Linked DNA regions of Homo sapiens: region 2 is linked to region 1. Evidence: read pairs that join two places in POLR2A ChIA-PET (ENCODE). Cell type or tissue: CD4-positive, alpha-beta T cell. All regions are shown on one strand. Links, peaks and the distances in the headings refer to the core of each region. The heading gives the core; the rest is flanking DNA. Region 1 overlaps YLPM1 (YLP motif containing 1). Region 2 overlaps ZC2HC1C (zinc finger C2HC-type containing 1C).

What was found. Peaks named below come from ENCODE experiments on the same cell type or tissue, not always from the same donor. Only the 100,000 strongest peaks of a DNase experiment are listed, where the experiment ranks them.
Region 2: POLR2A ChIA-PET joins it to region 1 with 5 read pairs; 2 of 35 experiments call an interaction of 5 or more read pairs at or near these places.

What each region holds. Positions count from the first base shown.
Region 1 is chr14:74,830,774-74,839,994 of GRCh38, reverse strand. It overlaps YLPM1 (YLP motif containing 1), which reads right to left. Exons shown (of 21, transcript NM_019589.3): 20 at 4,548-4,730; 21 at 2,677-4,220. The coding sequence ends at 4,584. LOC105370569 (a long non-coding RNA gene) reads right to left here and starts at 829. Exons shown (of 2, transcript XR_944033.3): 1 at 1-829. In CD4-positive, alpha-beta T cell, for the core only: no CTCF peak of the experiment used is centred there; no DNase peak of the experiment used is centred there; H3K27ac peaks cover 1,868 bases.
Region 2 is chr14:75,076,931-75,081,930 of GRCh38, reverse strand. ZC2HC1C (zinc finger C2HC-type containing 1C) reads right to left here. Exons shown (of 3, transcript NM_024643.4): 3 at 1,943-4,399. The coding sequence ends at 4,367. NEK9 (NIMA related kinase 9) reads left to right here. Exons shown (of 22, transcript NM_033116.6): 22 at 1-2,578. Among named protein-coding and RNA genes, the nearest start is that of ZC2HC1C, 9.8 kb to the right of the region's middle. In CD4-positive, alpha-beta T cell, for the core only: no CTCF peak of the experiment used is centred there; no DNase peak of the experiment used is centred there.

The DNA of each region.
Region 1 (9,221 bases), core at 2,580-7,579:
AATGACCTCTAAAACATACTGGTAAAGGAAAAATAAGGTAGTGTGTGTACAAAAACCAGGTAAAAACATTAATACTTAATGCTTATCCACACAATTTTTCTCAACACTGGTTGCCTCTACAGATGGAGTCGTGGGAGGCTGAGGGTTAAGATGGATGGGACACTTGAACCTCCTGAGTTTTATACCTTTATGAACGCATTATTTATTCACAAAGTTACTTTCTTCTTGAATATGTGAAAATCAAGGCAAATCAATGATTCTGTGCCCTCACCTATGTTTATACCTGTGGTCTGACAACTACTTTCTGTTACTACTCAACCCCCTCTAAGTACTAAATTACCTTTTACACCTGAGCCTCTCAAGCCTCCGTACTAGTTCTGAAAATCAATGTCACTGGTTACCTGAAAATGCTTCTGAATAATTACTCTTTCAACACACTGTACTATTACATATGACATAGCTCAGTCTATGATAGCTGACTATAAAACGTGACAACTATCTTCAAGCCAGCTGGATATTTTGAATTTCAAAAAGAACACATGAGAACAAGTCAAAAAGTAACGATGATGGTGACTACTGATTTTTGAGCTTTTACTATGTGCTCAGTACTGTGCCAAGTAGCTTACATGCATTATCTCAATGTTTAATAGGTGTGTTTTGTTATTTTCATTTTATAGGCAGGAAACTGAAGCTCAGATAGGTTAAAATATTTCAGCCAGGCACGGTGGCTCACGCCTATAATCCCAGCACTTTGGGAGGCTGAGATAGGCGATCATTTGCTCCCAGGAGTTCAAGACCAGCCTGTGAAACATGGCAACAACCAATCTCTTAAAAAAAAAAAAAAAAAAAAAGGCTGGGTGTGGTGGTGCACACTTGTAGTCCCAGCTACCTGGGAGGCTGAGATGGGAGAATCACCTGAGCCCAGGAAGTTGAGGCTGCAGTGAGCTATATCGCGTCACTGCACTCCAGCCAACAGAGTGAGACCTTGTCTCCAAAAAAAAAAAAAAAAAAAAAAAAGTTGCTTAAGGTCATACAGCTTCTAGAAGAATCTGAACTTGTATTAGGGTCTGTGAATACTAAAAATGAGAAATCATTCTCCTTCTATGGCTTAGCAAAACTTATCTCAGCTGAGAATCTGTTGCTTTTATAATCCTAGTAATTAAGCCAGGCTCTAGACATCTTTACCAAAATATCTGCAATTTGCACAGTTAGCAGGATAAAATACTTAACACAAAAACTGAGGGGCCTACAAAATAAGAAAACCTCAGTTGAGATTCTTAGTCAATCTAATAAAAAATGTAATAGTCGATCTCTAGATGACATGGCACCTACTTTGGTTTGCTCAATGATCAAAACTCTTTCACGAGGAAAACAAATCCAACCAGAAAATTTAAGATTTTATCTTTGTCAATAAACTTCTGGATTTAACACTGATATCTGAATCAAACTCAAACTTCTAGAAAATTATATGAATCAACTGTCAATAGACTACTTGTGTATTATTATTAATGACTTCTGATTCTACAATCAGTCCCTGAATATTTCAAATACGGCACTTAACTCTAAATATTCTCAAACAGAAACATTTCTGGGTCTCGTCTACTGAATTCCTCACACAGGAAGTTTACAAGTAAAGTTAGATCACTTAAGTGAGAGATTTCACTTTCAGTTTAAAATGTCTGAAATCATCCTTTACAGAGCTGACAAAAAAAAAAAAAAAGCTGAAATACCCACCAAGGTATCAGAAACCTTTCCCAACATAAGATTATTTTAAGTAACATGACACCACAAAAGATTTAAAATAAAACTCATATGATTTAAACCAGCAACTTTCTAAGAGAAGACAATGTTAATAAAATTAAAATAAAATGCTAGCAAATAATGGAATCCAAAATTAGTCCTCTGCATTTCCAGGACACCTCTTAACAAACTTAAAATATTTGTATTATCAAGGCATTTTCTACCCACACCAAATTTCTTCTTCAAGATACCTTGGGCTTCCTATACGATACTGCTTCTAATAGTAATGTAAGTGCAAGAATTTTGTTAAGTCCCACATTGGACTAGCAAAATCAATTATCAGCTGGCTGTCTCTATTACTCTTTTTGGTGCCAAATCTTTTTTCATTAATCTCCTTGCATGAAGGTTGTTATACCCATTTTCTAAAGTAGGAGCACTCTATGTTCATTCTCTAAGGTCACGTAATCTATATCTTCTGAAAATTGGCAGAGGCCGTTTCTGACTATGTTAACTCTTCCCCAGCTTCCCACCCTGCCCTGGTATAAGAGCACAGACATAAAGCCATGGCTGTAAGGTGAAAACACACATATGCAAAATTACCCATGATTCCAAGTGACTCACGGATAATCACCACTCATTTCATTGGCATTCTAACTACTGTCAGAACATCACAAGGTTAAGGACAACTGAAATAAAGCATCCTGCAGAAGAACATATCGGCCTCCATTTCATCTGAACTAGAGAACACATTATGGAAGTTTTGTTTTTGATAATAGGCATTGGGTGGCTTTAGAAAGTAGTAAATGAGTCTTTGTACAAACAATAATTCTATTTGGCTATTTTTGCGACATATCTTCACTCTACATAATAAAGGCTGCTGAGAAAGGTCAGTACACAGAAATGTATTGTAGGCCAATAAGCAATGAAAATAGCTTATTAAATACTACAAACAGCAGAAGTTATTTAATGTAGCAATTTATACATTCAATATTGACTTAATGAACTTAAAGTCACTTGCTTAAAAATTCAGATTTTCAGGGAAGATAAAAGTACAGAAAGTTGTTAGAATTTCCATTAAATTAGGGGTATTCAGTACTATAATATCAATTTGTTGAACCCAAAGTGATACTATTCAAATGCTAGTAACTATTAGCTCTATTCATACAGTCTTTAATGTAGGTCATAAAAGTAAAGGATTTTCATCTGTGGCCTGAAAGAGAATATTTCAAAATATTGAAGTCTTCAGTGAACACATTTACAAATTACTGAGTTGGATTACAAAATGCAAATTATGCTTGAGGAAGAAGGCTCTCTCATCTTCTTTCATGCTAAAAGATGACTTTTTTCTTTGCAGGATGAAAAAGGGAAGAGTCCCTTTTCTGTGTTTACATAGAAATAATATTTGGGTTTTATCTCTGTATGTTTCTGGGTTCCACCTGGTATTAACCACAAGAGAGGAAATTCTGTGCAGAAGGCCATGCTTTCCAGTAATGAACAATCTGGCAAGAACTTGAAAACCTGACAGGCTTAAAGGTTACATGCCAGAGTGCTCTGCATCTTTATACTCTTTCCCTGCAATCTTCATTTAAAAATCCACAATTCAAGTTCAAATGAAGGCAACAAGCTTGAGTTCCACAGAATACATCAGTTCTGTCTACCAGAATTCAAAGCCAGATCAGGAAAAAATAAAAACCTAACAGCATAAAGGCAGAAAGTGAAAAGAAGAAGGAAGGAAAGAAGAGAGGGAAGAACAGAGAGAGGATCAAAAAAAATTTTTAAATAAAGCATCATGTTACAGAATGGATATGCTCCAGGGAACTGATGAATATTTGAACTTGGTCAGTCTTCAAGACACAAAGATAGAGAAATCAGCTATAAAACAAAGATGAGTGTTTTGAACATCATTTGAACCCTGTGTTTTACAACATGTGCTACGGAATCATTGAGCCATATAATATTCAATGAAAAAAAGGTTTTGGGATGTTCAGCTAGCATTTAATTAGGACATACCATATTTAAAAAGCAATTAAAAATAAAATTAAGAAAACAAGAGAAAAGGGCCCATGCTGTATAGCCCATGAATCTCATCGGCTTTATCATGAAAGTTTATTGTTTTTAATCCTAGTACAATCAGCTACCAGTTACATACAGTAAAAAACAGAAACAGCCACAAAGCAATGATGATAGAGATAGTCTGTGACATTGTACAGTGGAGGAAATACTCTCTGTTGGAATCCTCCAGCAGACCCCCGCCTGGCTTCAGCAGTTAAGCTATCACTCCCTCCCTCCCCAAAACAGTTAAAAGAAAAATTAACGTCTTGCTTGGGTACAGCAAGATTCTAATACCTCTTGGGGACACTGGAGAACTTTAAAAAAAACTAAAGCAGTAGAAACAAAACAAGAACTGAAACGTGGAAGCAAGGTGACACACAAAGAAGCTCCGCGAGGCCTTGGCTTCAGACCACCTCAAAGCGAACCACCTGGAAAGAAAAGAAAAGGCTGTCACACCTGGAAAGAACAGGCAAAAAGTTCAGTAGCCCTTAGTATAACATCATTTCAGTCCTTCCCAAATCTATAGAATTCAAGTTTTTCTCAAGGTTTTTATTTTTATAAGTGAGCCAGCTTGCAGAAAATGGCTTCCTTTTCTAATAGTATTGTAAATGTTAACAACTAGTACATACTTACTCTTTCAGAACTATAAAATAACACAAGAAGAGAGCATTTTTAGCAAAATATGCTGTCTTCTTTATCTCAAACCCTTTGAAGCAACCACACAGTAGGCTATTTATATGACTGTGTACTCTTACCTTAGAGGAATAATGACTCCGTTCAAAAACTAAGTCTCATATATATTTGGTTCGATTGAGGGCTTTTTCAGCCAGGTGACCACTTTCATCTGTGATCTTCTCCCAATCAGTCTGTCCGACCACAAAACCTATGGCCCTTTTCCTATCTGCATCCTTCTTCTCTTCCAGGTCTGCCCATCTGACCTAAAAAGAACATAGCATTAGGCTGAGCTTTAGGAAAAATAAATATGCAAAGAGCCCCCTCCCTCTCTGGACAGTCTAAGGGGTAGAATGACTCATTTGAAACCGCAAGTTTAAAAAATTAAAAACTAACCCAGGAAAACTGGGAAAAGCCATATATTTTAAGTCACAAAGAGAAAACTCTCTGGACAATCCAAGTCCTAACCATTCCAGCTCCTGAACAGTTCAGCTCAATCCTGTCCTCTCTTTCTCCTCTGCCATTCCTTTTTATTTAATAATTCACTGACCTCATTTTTTTTTCACCTGAAAGCAAAGCACTAATCTCTACCTAGTCTTCCTGTCTGTACTCACCCGCTCCAGATTCATGCTGCCAGAGTGATCTTCCTAAAACACACAGTTGTGATTCATTTGCTTTAACTCCTTCCCCTACCTACCAGGCAAAGTCCAAGAACTCAGGTCCCTCTTGATCTGGCCCCAACTACACTTTCCTGCAACATCTCTGGCCAGTGCCTATGGCATTTTATACAAACAATACAGACTTCCTTCTAGCACTCAGAGCGCATCGCACCATTTCATGTCTCTATAACTCTGCATATATGTACTAGTCATTCTTCCTGAAATGTCTTTTCCCTAACCTTATCCACTTGGCATGAGTCTAGTCATCCTTCCCTGACTTACCCCTTTTTCCTTTGCCAATCAAATAATCACTGCTTTCCACAGTTAACTTCCGGATTTTGATATGTCTGCTTTTGAACTTCCACACCGTAGTATAATTATCCACTTACAGATCTGTCTTCCCTAACAGACTATCAACACCCTAGATCAATAACTGAATTTTATTTATCTCTACACAAAAATATTTCTTGAAATTTAATCTTAGAGAAAACAGTAAGCTGGTATTATTACTTTCATTCATGAGATAAAGAGACCAAGAAACAGACTCAACTGATATAATTCATGGCAAGATTACAACTACAAATATATGGATCAGGGATATTTCCTATTGGTATTCTGATTTTTAATATATATATATTCTTACATATTATGCTTTTTAAAAATTTTTGTAATTTTTTTTTTTTTTTTTAGAGTCAGAGTCTCACTATGTTGCCCAGGCTGGTCTCAAACTGCTGGACTCAAGCAATCCTCCTGCCTTGGCCGCCCAAAGTGCTAGGATTACAAGCATGAGCCACCATGCCCAGCCACATATTATGTTAATATGTTTTTAAAAGTATATGGAGATATACATATTCTGTAAAAGTTCAGATTCTTAAAAAGAAACTATGAATCTGTTGCTTGCACTACACAGTATCAAAGACTGCAGAGAATGTATTTTAAACATGGCTTGTGATTTATTATCTGTGACAAGGAGAGAGAACCAGAGCATGGAAACACCATGCTCTTTACACTGAACCTGGGAATGCATTATTGCTCTAATGTACACTAATTACCATTTGCATGACTAGCAATGAAATAACTAGGCTTTTAACAGTATCACCTGGTCAAAGGGAGGAGCCAAAGTAATAGCAGTGGGAAGAAACTGGTAACATCTGACTTTCCAGAAAGTAGGTTTTTAGTGTATAGAAAACCTATGGCTCAATGTCTTTCATGGGCTTTAGTAAGAAGCCTAATAAATAATGTGGGCTTCAATATAGAAAAATCTTTGGGCATTCTGCTCATCAATGCTGAAGTACCTATTTTGATTAATTCATATATACAGCCAGGCACAGTGGCTTACACCTATAACTCCAGCACTTTGGGAGGCCGAGGCCGGCAGATCACGTCAGCCTAGGTGTTCAAGACCAGCCTGGGCAACAAGGCGAAACCGTGTCTCTACTAAAAATACAAAAATTAGCTGGGCATGGTGTGTGGTGGGTGCCTGAAATCCTAGCTACTAGGGAGGATGAGGTGGGAGAATTGTTTGAGCCTGGGAGGCAGAAGTGGCAGTGAGCCAAGATCACACCACTGTACTCCAGCCTGGGTGACAGAGAGACCCTACCTCAATAATAATTAATTAATTAAATTTAATTCATGTATATTCTCTCAGCTCCACCTGGATCAAGGATACACATTTTAGCGAAAGATCATTACGAACTAAGTCTTGGGCATTTATGTGAAAACACAATACTGTGCTCAGGATGCCGTGGGAATGGATTTAAATTTGCTGTGGGCTGGTTACTTTTTCTTTGTTCAGTGGCCACAGTTTGCCCCTTATATGGTAAGGCTCATTGAATAAAGAAAAAGTAAACAGCCCACAGCAAATTTAAATCCATTCCCACGGCATCCTCAGCACATAGTTAAATATACTTATCAACCTCAGCACATAGTTAAATATACTGATCAATCTCACCTTGCTACTTTTAAATCTACAGTTTAAATTCTAAGTTTTAAACTCAGATAAAATAAAGAATATAGGATTAGAAGAAAAAATGTGTAGGTGTTTTTGAAATGAGTAGTATGTTTGCGAATAAATGTTCAAGATTTTAACATTGGAATTAGGCCAGGCACAGTGGCTCACGCCTGTAATCCCAGCACTTTGGGAGGCTGCAGCAGACAGATCACCTGAGGTCAGGAGTTTGAGACCAGCCTGGCCAACATGGCGAAACCCCGTCTCTACTAAAAATACAAACAAAATTAGCCGGACGTGGTGGTGGGTGCCTGTAATCCCAGCTACTCAGGAGGCTGAGGCATGAGAATGGCTTGAACCTGGGAGGCAGAGGTTGCAGTGAGCCAAAATCACCACTGCACTCCAGGCTGGGCAACAGAGTGAGACTCTGTCTCAAAAATAAAAAACAAAAAAACAAAAAACAAATGAAGTTGGAATTAAAATATTTTGGAAACTATTGTATTTTGTTAATATCTCTAATTTATACTGATGCTATAGTAAAATTATTTATTTACATGTTGAATTCCTCCACTGGATGTCAGCTCCTTAAGAGGACTCATTCATAGACTTCGTACAAAGACATTCAACATATGGAATGAATAAATGATTACCGAACCACTAAACATACAAGGAGCAGAATAATGACTTTCAGCTTGAAATGGCTTCTTGAATATCAGTGTCCCTTTTAATTTTCCTAGAGGTACTTTTGAGACTTACGACATTTTTGCTGTTGTTTTTTCCTGTAAAAATAAATTTGTTATAATACAGAAAAATCTTAACTAGCCCTCAAAGGTTTGAGGTACTTATATTTCATCCACTGTAACTATAAGTATTTCTAAAATATACAAATTCAGCAAACAAACAAGGGAAAGGTTCACCTTCCATAGTCATCAAAGAAATACAAATTAAAGTCCAAGTAAGCTACCATTTTATACCCAAGCAAGCAAATATTTTAAAAGTAAATTATATTTTAAAGCCTAGCCATTTAGGCAAAATTCTAATATAACCAACTCTACAGAACCACGTTTTTGTTATAGAGGAAGTTAATCCCAAGAACCCATCTGATATCTGTAACAAGCTGAATCACAGAAACAAAGAAACCCAAGAAGGAATGAGTAATGTACAGCATTCTGTATTCTTTGCTACCTGTAGGATCTCCTGTGCTCTAATGTTGGTTTTGGTGAGTGGTTCAAGAGTTAAAAACTATCTGAAGTCAAGGTATAAGGCAGGGGAGGAGACTTAAAGAGGAGCAACTTTAAAGAACTAGAATGTGCACCACTCAGTTCTCTTTGGTCACCCAACCTAATAAAATAAACTGCATGGGATTACATACTCCTCAGTGAAGACAGTGATAGTTACCTGAGTAAAAACAGAGAAAATATTTCTCATTTTAGATTACTAATTGTTACCAGAACTACACTTTATTATTTGCAAGGAAGGGCCACTTCTGCCTCTGTTGGCTCCAGCCTTAAAACTGGAGTAAGAGGTATCACTATAAGCAGTCCTTTGGTGAGGCTGGGTGCAAATGGCAGTGGGCTCTCCCTTACCCATCCTTTGAAGCTACACAGACAAGGGCAGGCTTTGGAGTATCTGCAGTATTTTAAAAAGCTTTGAAACCTGGATTCTTTGTAATGGTGCCCATTACTAAGTACACTAAGCACATTAAGGCACTGAGAAAATTCGTTAAGAAAGAAATACAAAGAAATGATGCATAAAGATAAATGATGCACAACCTCATTCTTAGTAAATAAATGAAAAATGAGATACTATTTTTTTCACCTATCAGATTGTCAAAAGTTAAAGAGTTTGATTACAGCACTGCTGTAGAAAAACAGGCAATTATTTGCATGTAAGCGTGTAAAGAGAGACATACACACCACAACCTTCACATCTGTACTGGCAATAAATGGAAACACTGTAAGCATCCATCAGTAAAGACATTATGGTTTGGATGTTTGTCCCCTTCAAATCTCATGTTGAATTGTAATCCCCGATACTGAAGGTGTTTGGGTCATGGAGGAGGATCCTCGTGAATGTCTTGGTGCCCTCCTGACGGTAATGAGCGAGTTCACACTCTGAGTTCATGTGAGATCTGGTTGTTAAAAGGAGTT
Region 2 (5,000 bases), core at 1-5,000, 240 kb before region 1:
CAGAATCATTGCTGCTGCTACAGCTTTTTTCCCAAAAATGTCTAAAAGTGCCGAAAGTGCAGAGGGAGGGAAAAAATGAGCCACTAAAAGAAGGATGATCCTTTCTTGTACCTACCTCCTCAGTCTCAGTGGGGGCCTTTCCAAGTGATAATGCCAGTTTATGGTTTGTAAAACTTTTCCTTCAAAGAGATTGAACTGAATTTGGTCTCCCTGGCATAGCACAGCCAAGTTACAACTTCTCTTGGCTGAGCATTTCACTGAAGTTTAAAGCAAAAGTACACTAAAAAATTTCATTTCACTTGCCATATGTTCACAAACATTCATAATAGAACAATTCAGGGGCAAGAATACATTTTAAATAAATTCATTCACATGAAATCCCTAAACCTCCAAAAAAGTATTCATGATGGTCAGGGCAGAGTGGGCTATAATCAGGACTATAAAACATGTTCCTAACTGCTGCAAAGCCAAAAATCATTTATTGTTTCAATGATTAACTGTGGAAATAAACACGCTGATCATTAAACCTCACAGAATGATGAACATTAGGGAGAAAAACTCCACTATGTCACATCTCTGTTACCACCTGTGTAGCTGTGGAGAGTGATAAATTGATAATGAAAGCAAACATTGGCCAGAAGGTGCTGTGCTGCATTACATACATTGCTGTTAAGAAATACTGTCTCGGGCCAGACGCAGTGGCTCACGCCTGTAATCCCAGCACTTTGGGAGGCCGAGGCGGGCGGATCACGAGGTCAGGAGATCGAGACCATCCTGGCTAACACAGTGAAATCCCGTCTCTACTAAAAATACAAAAAAATTAGCTGGGTGTTGTGGCAGGTGCCTGTAGTCCCAGCTACTCTGGAGGCTGAGGCAGGAGAATGGCGTGAACCCAGGAGGCGGAGTTTGCAGTGAGCTGAGATTGCGCCACGGTACTCCAGCCTGGGCGACAGAGTGAGACTCCATCTCAAAAATAAAAAAAAAAATACTGTCTTGGCAGGACAGGCGCGGTGGCTCACGCCTGTAATCCCAGCACTTTGGGAGGCCGAGGTGGGCAGGTCAGGAGTTCAAGACCATCCTGGCTAACACAGTGAAACCCCATCTCTACTAAAAATACAAAAAATCAGCCGGGCGTGGTGGTGGGCGCCTGTAGTCCCAGCTACTCGGGAGGCTGGGGCAGAAGAATGGCGTGAACCCGGGAGGCGGAGCTTGCAGTGGGCCAAGATCACTCCACTGCACTCCAGCCTGGGTGACAAGAGCGAGACTCCGTCTCAAAAAAAAAAAAAAAGAAATACTGTCTCGGCACATCTGCATACATTTTTAATGAAATGAGTTTCCACATGAGGAGTTTCCCCGTGAAATTTCTCCTATGGTGTAACCTTATGAACTTTATAATGTTTACTTGCACTAAACATTTCTTGGATAAAGTTGTATAAAATACAGACATTAAGAAGCAGCATGCATTTACTGTCATCGTCTGAGCTATCCAGGAAGAAATTCAGATTTTTTTAAAAAAAGGTTCTTATCTCTTCCCAGAGACCAGATCAAGATAAATTTAAAAGATGAAAGATATTTCTTTTTTTTTTTTCTTTTTTTTTTTTTGAGATGGATTCTTACTAGGTCACCAGGCTGGAGTGCAGTGGCGCGATCTCAGCTCACTGCAACCTCTGCCTCCTGGGTTCAAGCAATTCTCCTGCCTCAGCCTCCCGAGTAGTTGGGACTACAGGTGTGCGCCACCACGCCCAGCTAATTTTTGTATTTTTAGTAGAGACGGGGTTTCACCATGTTGGCCAGGATGGTCTCGATCTCTTGACTTTGTGATCCGCCCACCTCGGCCTCCCAAAGTGCTGGGATTACAGGCATGAGCCACCATGCTCGGCCTTGAAAGATATTTCTAATATAACCAAGGCCTAAACATGTAGAGATTAAAGGGAACACTTAAGGCATTGACTATTGTTTTATTTCTTTAGCAAAATGAGAGCAAACAACTGCTTCCTTTTTAGAAAGCACTCCCCACATATAACAACAATTTGTTCTCTCTGGAGGGCCCGGATCTATGACCTTACTAACATCCAGCGATCCCAAATCCAAGTGCCTGTGGTACCAGGCAGATAAGGTAAAGAAGTGAAGCAGGCCAAGTGAGACTGCAGTGGTCTGGTGCTACCATTCCCATCTGGAGGAGCATCTGATTCTAAACCCCACCCAATTTGTGCCATGCGGGTTGCTGGCCCAGTGTTTCCAGAACTTCCAGTTTTTCAAGAGATGTTCCATATCCCAGTTTTTAAATGTCAGATCATATTATGAATGCTAGGCCAGCGAAATAAAACATCTGTGGAGCAAAGCAATCCACATGTTGCCATTTTGTGACCTTGGCCACAGCTTACTCTTGCCATCTATTGCAATGTACTGGTTTACATTCCCACTTAAAGTGTACATTTCATTGAACTTGCCTAGGGAATGTACCTATTAGGTTAAATATCCATTATCTCTGTGTGAGGTTTCCTTAAGGGGCTAACCATAAAGCTTTATTATGTGATACCTCCTTTCCTTTGGAACAATTAAAAAGAGTGCAAAGAAATGTGTGCTCCTATTTAAATATATAGGATTTTTTCCCAGCCTGTGTCCTGCAGCTTCACCGCTAAAGCCTTAACTCACATTTCAAATTGGTCTGATCTGTTAGCCCAATTTTTTTTTCTTTTTTTTTTTTTTTTTTTTGAGATGGAGTCTCACTAGGTCACCAGGCTGGAGTGCAGTGGAAATGGAGCAAGAGTGAGTGGCCATTTGTTACTTAGTAAAATAGGATTTTGTTGTCTGTCTAGCCCTGTTGACTAGCTCAAATTGAGCAGTTTTTCTCCAGTATTTTAAACTAACAATTTGAGTAATACAGAACAGTAATCCTAAGATTTCTATCTGTTGTGCTAACTTCACTCCTATCTGAACTGATAATACTCTCGCAGACATTAACTTATCAGTTCTCTGATTTCACTAGTGTAGGACTCACTCATCTTCTTGTTTAATTTTAAATCTCCAGACCTCACTAATTGAAGGTCTAACTTGTGCTAGGCAATATTCTACACAGAGAAAATTAAAAAGATTTGATCCCTTTCCCTTCAAAGTTTACTCTCTGAAATAGAAGTTGACTATGCTATAATTGCCAAGGGCATGTGACACTGTGCAGTGTCCCAGCTTTGTTTTGTTTTGAGATGGGGTCTTGCTTTGTTGTCGAGGCCGCTCTTGAACTCCTGGCCTCAAGCAATCCTCCCACTTCAGCCTCCCAAAGTGCTGGAATTATAGGAATGAGCCACCATGACCAGCCTGTCTCAGCTTGCTTTGATGGTAGATTTTGCTGCCTCTAAACAGTCATTTAGCCAAACCGATTTGAAAGTAGAGTGCTACTAACAGCTAAAATGGAGGTTTCTTTCTTAACATATGAAACCCATTAGAAAAGAACAAGTAGAGAGAAGTATAATGTGTTTCCCCCCCAACACCCATCCCTACCCTGTAAAGTACATAAAGATCTTTCCTTTATTACACAGTACACCATAGGGAAGGTTTAGGAGACATTGGTGCCTTAACCTTACATACTTGTATTGGGTTTTGGCCAGGCTTATGCACCAGGGAGACCAAGGATAGATTTCCATTAATAATGCCTTATAGCAAAATTGTATTATCTTTTATAAGAGTTACTATCTGGGTGATCATGCCCCTCTGACACCAACACATCCTAATAACTCCAGCTTCTACAAAAGCAAGAGTTAACAGGAACTCTGAACATACATGCAGTGACAAGAAGGCAGAACCAGATGCAGGCACTTAACTAGCACAAACCACAAGTCAGGCATGCAAGAAAAGAGCTTTAATGGAGCCTGCTCATGACTCTTCAGTGTCTTCACCCATCAATTCTGAGGGCAATAACATAAAGCATACCAGCCCAAGGTTGTAATTTAGTGGGAAGCTGGGGCTTCCTTCTGCCTCCTGCTGCTTAGCAGTGGCTCTCTCCTCACAGATTTTAGCTCTGCAGGCAGATCTGGGAGCTGTTTGATTTCTTTCTGCTTTGCATCAAATTCTACTCCCATTTACTGCTGAAGAGAAGCAGAGCTTTCTGAACTATCCAAAAGTTTCCATTGTTGTCTGCTCAACTATAATGCTTCCTTAGAGGTGGAAGACAGTTCTTGATGGTCTTACACTTGGGAATGTGTTGCTCAGCCACCTTGGGAGCAAAGTGGTGGCTACACTGAGGACACTGAATGCAGTCTGGGTTTTCTGCAGGCAGGATGGGAGGCAAGTGTGAACAGTTTCCACCTTTGGCAGTTACCTGCTGGACCTCTCGAGCCTGGCGGAACGTATGGATAAAAGATTCATGCTTCTATCTCCAGTTGCTCTTCTGAGGAGGTTCAGCCTGTAATGTAAAAGGGAGACTGATCATTCAAGTTGGCACCTATCTCCTTCCTGAGTCTCTTGTAGAATAACAGTAAGAAAATGAAAAGGGTACTAATCTGCAAGGTCAAAGAGAACAGGAAAGGAGCAACAGCGGTAACTGACTTGCCAGCGTTGAGGCAAACCAAGGGCCTGCAAAGGAGGTACTGCTGAGAGGCAAGCCACTTTCCCAACAGAACCTGAGAGGTTCAGTGCTTGGAAGTACCCGATAGTGGAAAGTAAGGAGGTACAGGACTGAAAACAAGTAGGACCCCACGGCTCCTCCCACCTTATGCATCCAAGTGTTCAACACCCAAGCACACTCACAGAAGAGCAAGGATTTATTCTCTGGAGAAATTGAACCACACAGATTTCTGACTCAGGAAATCTAGACACGTGGAACTGGGTTAATCTTGGGGCTGAAAATGGGGATTAAGTACAAGTGTACATACCAAATTATCGAACTGTCAGCCTCCTTCCCCCACTCAGCCCCCAGAGTACCAAGCATATTGGCATCCTCATAGGAAAAAGAGGGGTACTCTGGATACACAGAACAGTCCAGAGAAAAGCCTTCAGATACTGAC